Linked DNA regions of Homo sapiens: region 1 is linked to region 2. Evidence: chromatin contacts called from ENCODE Hi-C or POLR2A ChIA-PET data. All regions are on one chromosome and are shown on one strand. The core of a region is the stretch at or near the end of the contact, and the rest is flanking DNA. Distances in the headings are between cores, read along the strand shown.

Region 1 (5,892 bases), core at 1-2,500, 53 kb before region 2:
TTTTTGCCATGGAAAGTTTTAAGCATATATATAAAAATATGGAAAACAGCATCGAGAAGTCCCTGTGAGCCCATCCCACCCTCTTCCCCCTTCCTGGATTATTCTGAAGCAAATCCAAGGTATCGTAATCAATTTAGCTGCAATCATTCAAGTATTGTAGCATGTGTCTCTGAAAGGCTGGTGACTCCATAAAGCCCTAACCAGAGTCCTTTTATTGTGGTAGGACCTGGTCTCGGTGGGTGAGGACAGTGGGGAAAGGGGCAGCGTCCAGCAGGGTGACCACCTGTGCGAAGGAGAAGAGAGACAAAGCACCTGGTGTTGGACCAGACAGGGGGCTCAGGACCTTGGGCTGCAGTTGACCACGTGAGGCCCTTAGCCTCCAGAGAAGGAGCTGGTTTAACATGACCCATGGTTGTGGAGACCTTGCTTCCTAGGTGGGGCTGCCGTGCCCCTACCATCCTCCCACATAAGCACGTTACAGAGATCTGTGGAGCCAAGGGGCTAGTTCACCAAAATAAGACCTGGCCGTGTCCACCACTCTGCTGGTCTGGCTGGGGCTGCCGTCACAGAGCCCCACAGCGGGGGCTGAGACCGCAGATGTGTGTCTCACACAGTTCTGGAGGCTGAAATCTGAGATCAAGGGTCACCGGAGTTGGCCCCTGGGGAGGACTCTCCTCCCGGCTTGTGGACGGCCGCCCCTTGTATTCCTGTGTGGCCTTTCTCCTGTGCACTTGGAGAGCTCTGGTGCCCCTGCTGGATCAGGACCCACCCTTATGACCTTCATCAGACTTGACTTCCCTCCTTAAAGGTCCTATTTCCAAATACAGTCACATGGGGATTAGGTTAGTATCTAAATTTGGGGGACACAGTTCAGACTGTAACAGTTGCTCTGCACAGCCCCGCTCGGTTACATCATAGATGTTTGCACACATCTGTGCACGTGAACTACGTGTTATCTGTTGCACATGCAGCGTTACTAAACAGGGTTCCCTTATACCTCCCGGGGTTCTCGGAGTGGCGTCTTCTCTTTTGCTGGGAACCTTGCCGCCTTTCCTCTCCCTGCCCCTCCCAGCCCGTGGGCCACCTGCTCTCTTCCACGCCTTCCTTTCTCCTCTGCTTGTGCAGCGGAAGGTTCTGCCAGCAGGGGAGTTAGTGAGCAGCCAGTGGAGGGTGTGCCCAGCCTTCCTGCTGCAGACCCGCCCCCAAGTCAACACGGACTTCCCTCCCTGCGCGCCAGAACTTTGCGTTGTTCTTAGTGGCATCTGGGGTCGAGGAGGGCGACTGTCAGCCAGTTGGGGGATGTTTTCTTCTTGGTCTCTCGGCTTCTGCTTCCCTGTGAGCTGGGCAGCCTCAGCCCAGGTCCTATCCGGTACTCAGCTGGCCTCGGTGTGCACAGCGCAGGCTTGAGTGCAGCCGTGGGGGCGGGCGGGGCAGAAGCAGGGCCCCTGGGAACAGCTGAGTCTGAAGGGTCAGAAGCCACGGCCCCTGTGGGGGGCTCTGGGGCAGCCAGGGGAGCTGCTCGTTAGTCGTCTCTGGGGCAGAAGGAAGGGACCTTCACCTGGGTTGGGACTGGGCCTGGGTCCCCAGTCTCACAGGGAGCTCGTCCTGATTGTACCTGCCCGGCTGTGACGGCTGAGCCCGGGCTCCTGGAGGCAAGGCCACCTCAGGCCTCCAGGGCCGGAGCCGCAAGGAGCTGCTGGGTTTCCACAGGGCCACGGGGGCTGCGGCCACACGGAGCGGGAGCACAGGTGGGAAGGGTGTCTGTGAAAAATGAAATCTGTTGCCGCTTCCTCTAGCTTAATTACTGGCATGGTGGTTGCAGAGTTGAAATGCAGCTTTAAAAGCCTTTGTGAGTAATTAGTGTCAAACACACAAGATCTACAAAGCCATAAACTCACAGCTTGGTGATATTACCAAGTACTAATTAAGAAAGAAAAAAGAAAATTCCCTTTCATGATCAAATTTTGAGCCCTGCCAAAGATGAAAAACAAGGCAATTTGCAGCCGATGGCGACGCCGGAGGGTAAGTGGCGTCCACAGGAAGATGGCGGCCGAGCGCGGCGAGCAGGCAGGGTCTGGTTGAGGGCTGGGGTGGTGACGGCGTGATTGTGCCTGGCTACCGGGTTCTCAGCCAGGCAGCACCTGATTCCCAGGAGAGATGGAATCCCAGCTCAGAAAGGGGAGACTCATGCGAGGGCAGAGGCAAGGCACCCGCCCAGAAGGATTGGGGGTCTCCCCATTTCACAGGTGGGGACACTGAAGCTGAGCTCACAGCCAGGAGAGGGACAGCAGAGTGACGGCCGAGACCATCTGCACTGCGAGGGAAGCAGCGCCCACCTTCCTTGGTGGTCCGGGAAGGCCGGACCGGCCCCTTGGGTCCCCACTGGCCTCAGCCACTGTGGGCTCGTCCAGCTTCAGGTAGGCGCCCGGCCACTCACCTGGGAGGCTCTGAGAACGACAGCTTCTGTCTCGTGAGTGACGTGGTGCCCGCTTTCATCCTGGGGCCCACAGCTGCCAGGAGAGGCCAGGCCGAGGTCAGGAGGCTCAGCAGCTGGTTCCATGACTTCCTCTTCGCTGAGGAGGTCAGGACAGAAGCTTCTAGATGACAGGCCGCCCAACTTGGTATAAAACAGCAAATTTCTGTGCCTGTGCTGTCGGGCTGTGAATGACTTCTCGTCTGTTTCATGAGATGCAGCTTCAGCCCAGGGAGCCATCAGATGCAGCCGGGCGAGACGCGGAGCCAAGAGCTGTCCTCGCCCCCCATGTGAGTGACTGGAGAGACGAAATTCTCAAAGTCTTGTCACTTACGGGGATATTTTTAACCCAGGACCAGGGAAGCACAGCTCTCATTGGTGGCCGAGTGCTCTGGCGCTTGGGCAGTGGGCAGCAGCCAGGTTATCGGGACGTGCTCAGGCCCAACAGGACCCCCAGAGCCGCACCTGCCCCCCACAGAGTAGAGCCGGCCCGGGAGCGGCCTTGGTCACATCTAATCCCACCAGCCGCCGACAGTGGAGAGCTGTGCCTGGCCCAGAGATGTGGGCATCACATCCAGGCTGCAAACACACGGGGACCACCTGGCCCCGCCAGGGTTCGCTCTATCCTGGCTTGGCCTGCATGGCCTCTCGCCGTCTGCATGGTCCACTCACCCGAGTCAGGGCTGGGGCATGCAGGGAGTGTGCAGTGACATTGGGCAGAGGGAGGCTGCTCAGGTCCAAGTAGGCAGAGAAACCGCATGCCCAGGCCGCTAAAACCTTGAACTGCAGGAGCCCTGAGCTGCTGTTGCTGTTTTATTGTTTTGTTTTGTTTTGTTGTCAGATGGAGTCTCATTCTGTTGCCCAGGCTGGAGTGCAGTGGTGCGATCTTGGCTCACTGCAACCTCTGCCTCCCGGGCTCAAGTGATTCTCCTGCCTCAGCCTCCCGAGTAGCTGGGATTACAGGCACCCGACACCATGCCTGGCTTTTTTTGTATTTTTAGTAGAGACGGGGTTTTGCCATGTTGGCCAGGCTGGTCTCGAACTCCTGAGCTCAGGTGATCCATCTGCCTTGGCCTCCCAAAGTGCTGGGATTACAGGTGTGAGCCACCGCGCCGGGCTTGTTTTACTGTTTATGACGCGGCTCTGCTGCCGCTAGGACAGATACTTGTACAGCCCGATTCAAAGACTGTGCAGAGGCGTCTCCCAGATACCCCAGGGTGCACTGCAGTCAAGGAAGGCTGCCTGGAGGAGGTGGCCTGGAGCTGGGGCTCACAGGTGAATTAGAGTTTGTCTGGCTGGGTTGGGGAGATGTTTCTGGCCTCAGGATCTCACGTGCTCATGCTCACCGGCTCCAGGGCACCCAGCGTGCAGGGAGAGCAGAGGGGTAGGCCTCGGGCTCCAGGCCAAAGTTGGGGAAAGAGAGTGTCAGACCTGGGCTTGGGGGACGACTCTGATGTCGTCCTCATGGGGGATGGTTGAGTAAAGGGTGGGGTGTGGCTCACTCGTCTGGCCCTCGCCCATGTGGAATGCCCACCGTGCTGGGCCCCGCTGCAGGTGCTGGACGCGCAGCAGTAATGCGGGGGTCCTGCTCCGCCTGGGCACATCTTCCAGCAGGGATTGGAGGGCCGATGGCCAGGCAGGGTCTGTGCTCTGTGTCTAGGTGGTTACGGGGGGAGGCGGGGAGCCTGGGCCTTGGCTGTGGGTGGACCTGTGGCTTGCTGACCTGGTGCCCAGCTGCCCCACCTCCCAAACTGTGAGAAGCCAGGACCAGCCCCATCCTCCATCCAGATGGTCTCTGACGTTGCCCTGGGAGCCGGGGGGGAGGGGTGGGGGATGTTCTAACTGAAGGGCCTGGGCGGCCTAGAGCCCTTCTGTATCTTCTGGCCAATGGTTTTATCTGGTCCACTGCCTCCCAAGCCTGCACATCCCATCACGCGCATTTAAACTGTTAAAAAGTTACTCCCTTGACTAAGCCGGAAATGCTCTCTATGGCCCTGTGGATCTGCGTCCAGTTCCCCACGACATTCCGTTTTTGGAGGCTTTGTGAAGAGGCTGGGGGTTTGTCAGCCCCACTCGGAAGCGAACAGGCTGGTTCCCCGCCCCAGTCCCAGCTTCTCCTGCGGGCAGCTGGCCTGAGAGCCAAGCACTCCCCAGGCCATGGCACCGGGTGGGCAGGACGCTTTCCTGCCAGGCAGGAGGCAGAGCCCTCCCTGGGACCCCGAGTGTCTGTCCTGGGTGGGGACTAGACAGTGACCACCACCTCGACCCCGGGCAAGCCCACCTAGCCCTGCCCCCCCACCAAGCCCTGCTCCACCTACACGAAGCTGCGGCCAGCCCCTTTTGCCCCCAACCTAAATGACTGAGAAGTCTGTTAGGGAGGGCCTCCCTGTCACTCTAAAGAGCAGGAACAGGACATCCCTGCCCCAGGGCACGGAGGCAGCTGGCCATCTGCGAGTGGGACCCGCCACGGTTGGCCAAGCTCAGGCCATATGAGCTGGGACTGGCAGGCAGTTCCTGGCTGCCTCAAATCTGGGGTCCAGACTCTCTGCTGACCTCCCAGAGCCCGGCGTGTCTTTGCACACTCTGTCCTTGTCCCCAGCCTCCTCCCCGCCCCAGGGTGTGCCTGGGACTTTAGGTAGTCTTACCTGTCAGTCATACTTTCTTCTCGGCCAGGGACTGTGGACGGCAGGACGTTCACCCCGTGGTCAGTGGCTGGGCCTTTCTCATGAAGCAGCTTGATTGAGATGTCATCTACAGAGCGTGCAGCCATCATCACAGTCTATCTTGGAATGAATGCCTTTATCACCCTGGAAGGAAACGTGCCCCATAGCCATCCCCTCCCAGCCATCGGCAGCCACTGTCTGTGTTCTGTCTCTAGACTCCCCTACCGGCAGTGTTGCAGGGAGATGGGCTCAGCGATGAGTGGTCTCTGGCGTCTGGCGTCTTTCACTGAACGTAAGGTTTTCACGGTTCGCTCACATTGGACCACGTGCTGACGCTCCATTTGTTACTGATGAATCATACAGTCTAGTGTGTGGATAGACCATGTTGTTTATCCGTTCATCCATTGATAGAACATTTGAATTGCTTCCGTTTAGGGCTATTACACACAGTGCCGCTGTGAACATTCGTGTACAAGCTTGTGTGTGGAAATGCATTTTTGTTTCTCTCGGGTGTACACCCATAAGAGGAAGTGCCGGGGTCACGTGGTAATTTAACGTTGAGCTTTGTAAGGAGCTGCCTCTTCTCCCAGGTTCTCCCCGTCCTCCCCAACACGCGCCACTGTCTGCTTTTATGATGCTTTTCCATCCCAGGGGCTGCGGGTGCCGCTGGGTTACAGGGTCCGTGAACCTCCTGAGATTCAAATGCAAAATGTGAAGTGGGTGTTGGCGTGGGTTTCGGGTAGAGGGACTGCAGCC
Region 2 (6,054 bases), core at 979-3,478:
TCACATAAAGACTATGACATACCTAAGTTATTCATGTACTAATACCTGCCCTGAGCTATGTGACCATGGACACCATGCTATAATGTGGCTAGTGTGTAGGAACTCTGCAGGCTCAGATCATTCCAGACATACATGCAGATGTTGGAAGTCCTTTGCACAGTGACTCATGATCCCACAGCTGAGTGCTGAGGGCAGGTCAGTAGTTCAGAGCCTCAGCATTGGGGCCCTATGCTTGGGTTCCCATCTTGGCTCTTTTGCTTAGGGGCTCATAAGCTTGGGCACATTCATCTCCGTCTTTTTCTGCCCAGCAAAAGATGATAGTAAATCAATCATGCCATATGTCTGTGGTGATGGCTGAATGATTCGATGTAGGTAAAGTATACAGCATAAGTGCTCATGAGGCTTAATTATCAGTGAAATGTCTTGCTTTAGATTTCACAGCTTAATAAGGCTCAGAGACTCATTCAAGTCCAGGATTCTGAACTCCCAACCCATTGCTCTATGAAATACACCTGCTTGGCCTAAACCCAACCACTTTATCATAATTCAGACCCAGTTTTGAAAGAAGCAGATAAAGTTGTCAAAAGTGCTGTGTCTGCCTGAGTGCACACTCAGTGCCCTCCATGATAAATAATGGGAAGAACCGTTATTGATATTTGATGGCATTACAAACTTCAAATGACAGCTATAGAAATGTTAAAAAAAAAAGTCTGTGAGCTACACAACCTGGTGACAAGACAAGAACACAATATACCACCTAATCATTAGTCTCATGTATCACCCTGGTTGCAACTCCCTTGACAAAGGATACCACTATCTGCCACAACGACCCAGTGGCCTGGCTGGCACAGACAGGGGCAGAGCAAAGGGCAAGAGATCCCTAATCCCATCACTATGACGATAGGGCATCATAGACAGTTCAGGGTGAAGGCACAATCCACATTGTGAGGTCCAACTGCTGCCATGTAGACAGGCGTGCTTTTACATATACAGGAAGGTCATTGAAGATAAGTGTTTTATATCCACGATCAACATATGAGATGACCATGAAATGAACACCAGTGTACTGGGTGGAGCAGCTTATCTATTCAGTCTTCTGCACTAAAACCTGTGAAAGAATATCATGTTGCCTTATTTACTAACAAATACAAGTGCCTCTAAACTTAGTTTCCAACTCACAGAACTGATGAGCACTTAGCTCCTAGAGAGAGCTCTGGATGATGGGTCGGGAGAACTAAGTCACACAATACATCAAAACAGCATTAACAAGTAAACAGGTTTTCAAAGCTTTCTACATGCAAACTTACACAATTATCCCTTTAATTTTTATCTTCATATATATGTATATGATCTATTTGTTTCTGAGTATAAATAAAACTGTATGTTCTTAGTTAACAGTCTCTACCAATTCATTCTATTTATCTTTCTGTGTTGAAATACTGCATTTCATTGGGAAACAAAAAAAAAAAAAAATTTGACTAAGACTACTCTGGAAAGGTGAGTAGGTTGGGTGATTGACTGTAATTGACAATTCTATGATTTTGGATAACTCCCAAAGCATAAAAATAAATGTTTTTTATTTCACACACAGACAATACGCATTCTTATTACATTTAAAATTGATATGTGAATGGACATGACTTACTACAAATTTATTAAACTAAATACACATTTCACAACAAAAGAAGAGAGGAAGGAAAAACATGTCAAAAACAAAGATAGGTACATTTTATTGTGTGAAAAGCCTCAAACCCATCTGTACTACTGTGGCTTTTCTCCAAACTTTTTGAAAGTAATGATTTCATAGGTTCTTAATTAGGTTAAAAACTACATTAAAATAGACTTTGCCATATTCTCCTCAAGGGAATAACTTAATTTGGGGCGGGAGCATTGAAGGGTGCAGGATGTAAAAGGAAATGATACATATTTTTTAAATGAAGAAAAAGTTCAAAAGCACCCTGCTTGATACAAGAATCAAATATATAAAATGAGGAATAAAACATAACCACAAAACTTATTTATAACTGCATATGGAAAATACAGAGGATAATTTTTTAAATAACATATTTTGAAAGTATTAACTAGTAATTTGAAAAGACAGCATTTGACAGGCCAGTATGAACATACCTCGAATGCAGGAAAAGTGGATCCCCATAAGAAAAATCAAAATCAGGAAAAATGAAAGCACAAAGGTTCAATCTGCTCTGACCTTCGAAAAACTCAGCACAGACAGTGGCACTTAAGACTGAGGGCAGGAGATCCCTAATCCCATCACCACGGTGATGGGGCATCACAGACATTCCCGGGTGAAGGCACAATCCACACTGTGAGGTCCAACTGCTGCCATGCAGACAGGTGTGCTTTTACATGTACAGGAAGGTCATTGAAGATAAGTGTTTTATTTCAAAAACTGAATCCCAAGCCTACACATTATTATTCTGTGTTTCTTAAAATAAGTTATGAGATGGGAAATAGGGTACCCCTAAATATAGCCAATAGTGAGAATTTCAAATTGAAGAGGGGCACAACTGATTATTCTGAAAACAAGCAGAGATTCCATTCTTTTTTTTCTTTTTCAACTTTTATGTTAGATTCAGGGTGTACACGTGCAGGTTAGTTACCTGGGTATATTGTGTGGTGCTGAGGTTTGGGGTATGAATGATCTCAACACCCAGGTACTGAACATGGTACTCAGCAGTTTTTCAACCTTTTCCTTCCTCCCTCCCTCTCTTAGCAGTCCTAGTGTCTATTGTCACCATCTTCGTGTCCATGGGTACTCAGCGTTTAGCACCTACTTATAAGAACATGAGGCGTTTGTTTTCTGTTACATTAGTTCACTTAGTGGCTTCTAGCTCTAGCCATTTTCCCGCAAAGAACATAATTTCATTCTTTTGTAGCTGCATAGTATTCCATGGTCTATATGTACCACATTTTTATCCAGTCCACTGTTGACGGGCACCTAGGTTGATCCCATGTCTTTGCTATCGTGAATAGTGTTGCAATAAACATACGAGTGCGTATGTCTTTTTGGTGGAATGATTTGTTTTCTTTTGGATACATACTCAGTAATGGGATTGCTGGGCTGAATGTTAGTTCTGTTTTATGTTCTTTGAGAAATCTCCAAACTGCTTTCCACAGTGGCTGAACTAACTTACATTCCCACCAACAGTGTATAAGCATTTCGTTTTCTCCTTATCCTTGCCAGTATCTGCTATTTTTTTTTACTTTTAAAAAAATAGTCTTTCTGACTGGTGTGAGATAATATCTCATTGTGGTTTTGATTTGCATTTCTCTCATGATTAGTGATGATAAGCATTTTTTCACGTTTGTTGGCTGCATGTATGTCTTCTTTTGAGAAGTGTTTATTTGCCCCTTTTTAAATGGGGCTGTTTTTGCTTGTGGAATTAAGTTCCTCATAGATTCTGGATATTAGACCTTTGTTGTACGCATAGTTTGTGAATAATTCCCCCCATCCTGTAGGTTGTCTGCTTACTCTGCTGATGGTCTCCTTTGCTGTGTGGCAGCTCTTTAGTTTAACTAGGTCTCACTTGCCAAGTTTTGTTGCAATTTCTTTTAAAGACTTAGTCATGAATTATTTCCCATAGGCCATGTCAAGAATGGTACTTCTGAAGTTTTTCTTCCAGGATTATTGTAGTTTGAGGTCTTAAATTTAAATCTTTAATCCAACCTGCGTAAATTTTTGTATATGGTGAAAAATAGGTGTCCAGTTTTTTTCTTTTTTTCTTTTTTTTTTTTGAGAGGGAGTCTTGCTCATCGCCAGGCTGGAGCGTAGTGGCCATTTCGACTCACAGCAACCTCCGCTTCCTGGGTTCAAGTGATTCTCCTGCCTCAGCTTCCCGAGTAGCTGGGATTACAGGCACGTTCCACCATGTCCAGCTAATTTTTGTAATTTTAGTAGAGACGGGTTTTCACCATCTTGGCCAGGCTGGTCTTTTTTTTTTTTTTTTTTTTTTTTTGAGACGGAGTCTCGCTCTGTCTGGGTGCCCAGGCTGGAGTGCAGTGGCGCGATCTCGGCTCACCGCAAGCTCTGCCTCCCAGGTTCAAGCCATTTTCCTGCCTCAGCCTCTCGAGTAGCTGGGACTACAGGCGCCCGCCAGAACGCCCTTCTAATTTTTTGTATTTTTAGTAGAGACGGTATTTAGTAACATGGTATTTCACCGTGTTAGCCAAGATGGTCTCGATCTCCTGACCTCGTGATCCACCCACCTCGGCCTCCCAAAGTGCTGGGATTACAGGCATGAGGCACCACACCTGGCCTTTTTCTGTAATTTCTAAAAGCTTCTTATATCTGCAGGAATGCACAGATTGACTAAGTCAAAATGTTTCAGGGACTAATATTTAATAATTTATTAAACATTGGAAGGCCAAGGCGGGCGGATCATGAGGTCCGGAGATCAAGACAATCCTGGCTAACACGGTGAAACCCCGTCTCTACTAAAAATACAAAAAAAAAAAAATAGCCTGGCGTGGTGGCAGGCACACACACACACCCACAAAACTATCAAGAAGATTATTCAGAGTAGAAAAACAGAAAGGAAAACAGTCTGAGTTGAGGAGGGAAAAGGAAACAGGCATAGTTTTAGAAAAAAAGAAATGAGACGAGAGATCATGTGAAGACTTAAAGACTTTTAGGAAGAGATCTAAAGATCTGCACTAGAACAGTGGTAAAAAATCAAAGGGATGCAAAACCATGCAGAGAAAGATAATGAGAAAAAAATATTAATTGGAATCAGAGAACAAATTAAAGTTCTCATCAAATGGAAAAGCAGCCATATTTGGGGCTTCAAAGGCACTAAGGAAAATTTTTTTTTTTTTTTTTTTTGAGCCATCTTGGCTCACTGCAAGCTCCGCCTCCCAGGTTCATGCCATTCTCCTGCCTCTGCCTCCCGAGTAGCTGGGACTATAGGCACCTGCCACCACACCCGGCTAATTTTTTGTATTTTTTTTTTAGTAGAGACAGGGTTTCACCGTGTTAGCCAGGGTGGTCTCGATCTCCTGACCTTGTGATCCGCCCGCCTTGGCCTCCCAAAGTGCTGGGATTACAGGTATGAGCCCAAGACGGGGTTTCACCTTATTGGCCAGGTTGGCCTCGAACTCCTGACCTCAGGTGATCCGCCCGCTGCCACCTCCCAATGTGCTGGGATTACGGGCGTGAGCCATGGCACCTGGCCTCTTTTTCCCTTTAAATATTGAAGTCCCCAGACCCTCTTTGGAAAAAAAGCATGCATCACAAATGTTTCCTGTGATTTTCATTCCTTTTTTCTTTGGCCTGCATCCTCAACATTGGCAAAATAACCTCTAAAAATTACTGAGACACACCTCAGGAATTTTCTTTGATTTACAAATGTTTACCAAATTCAGATGCTTTGATTCAGCAAAACACAACAGCTAAAATCAAGGATATCAGAAAAATGTTGGATAGCTGGCCAGGTGTGGTGGTGCGCACCTGTAATCCCAGCTACTCGAGAGGCTGAGGCAGGGGAATCACTTGAACCCATCAGGCGGAGTTTGCAGTGACCAAGATCATGCCATTGCACTCCAGCCTGGGCGACAGAGGAAGACACCATCTCAAAACAATGCAAAATTCAAAATAAAAAATAAAATAAAATGTACTTTTTTTGGAGACAGAGTCTTGCTTTTTTGCCCAGGTTGGAGTGCAGTGGCACGATGACAGCTCACTGCAGCCTCAACTTCCCAGGCTCAAGTGATCCGCTCACCTCAGCCTCCCAACTAGCTGGGACTACAGACATCCACCACCACAACTGGCCAAATTTGTATTATTTTTTTTTTTCTTCTGAGACGGAGTGTTGCTCTGTCACCCAGGCTGGAGTGCAATGGCGAGATCTTGGCTCACTGCAACCTCTGCCTCCCTGGTTCAAGCGATCCTCCTGCCTCAGCCTCCTGAGTAGCTGGGATTACAGGTGTGTGCCACTATGCCCAGCTAATTTTTTTGTATTTTTAGTAGAGATCAGGTTTCACCATGTTGGTCAGGTTGGTCTTGAACTCCTGACTTCATGGTATGCCCACCTCTGC

The links. A loop is a pair of places that touch in the nucleus more often than their neighbours do. ChIA-PET counts read pairs that join two places held with the same protein, here RNA polymerase II (POLR2A). Pooled maps may share reads with other maps.
Region 1: a map of endothelial cell of hepatic sinusoid shows a loop between it and region 2 (5-fold over the local background). The contact joins the promoter of LINC01659 here to the promoter of FAM230I in region 2. A Hi-C loop is called at or near these places in 2 of 168 maps with a recorded cell type or tissue (endothelial cell of hepatic sinusoid and posterior vena cava) and 4 of 50 pooled maps. POLR2A ChIA-PET finds 5 or more read pairs at or near these places in 1 of 52 experiments (activated T-cell).

What each region holds. Positions count from the first base shown.
Region 1 is chr22:23,432,314-23,438,205 of GRCh38, forward strand. LINC01659 (long intergenic non-protein coding RNA 1659) reads left to right here and starts at 1,251. Exons shown (of 3, transcript NR_110538.1): 1 at 1,251-1,748; 2 at 2,247-2,417; 3 at 2,511-2,758. RefSeq lists an enhancer at 3,339-4,030.
Region 2 is chr22:23,484,752-23,490,805 of GRCh38, forward strand. It overlaps FAM230I (family with sequence similarity 230 member I), which reads right to left and starts at 2,229. Exons shown (of 12, transcript NR_165490.1): 1 at 2,128-2,229.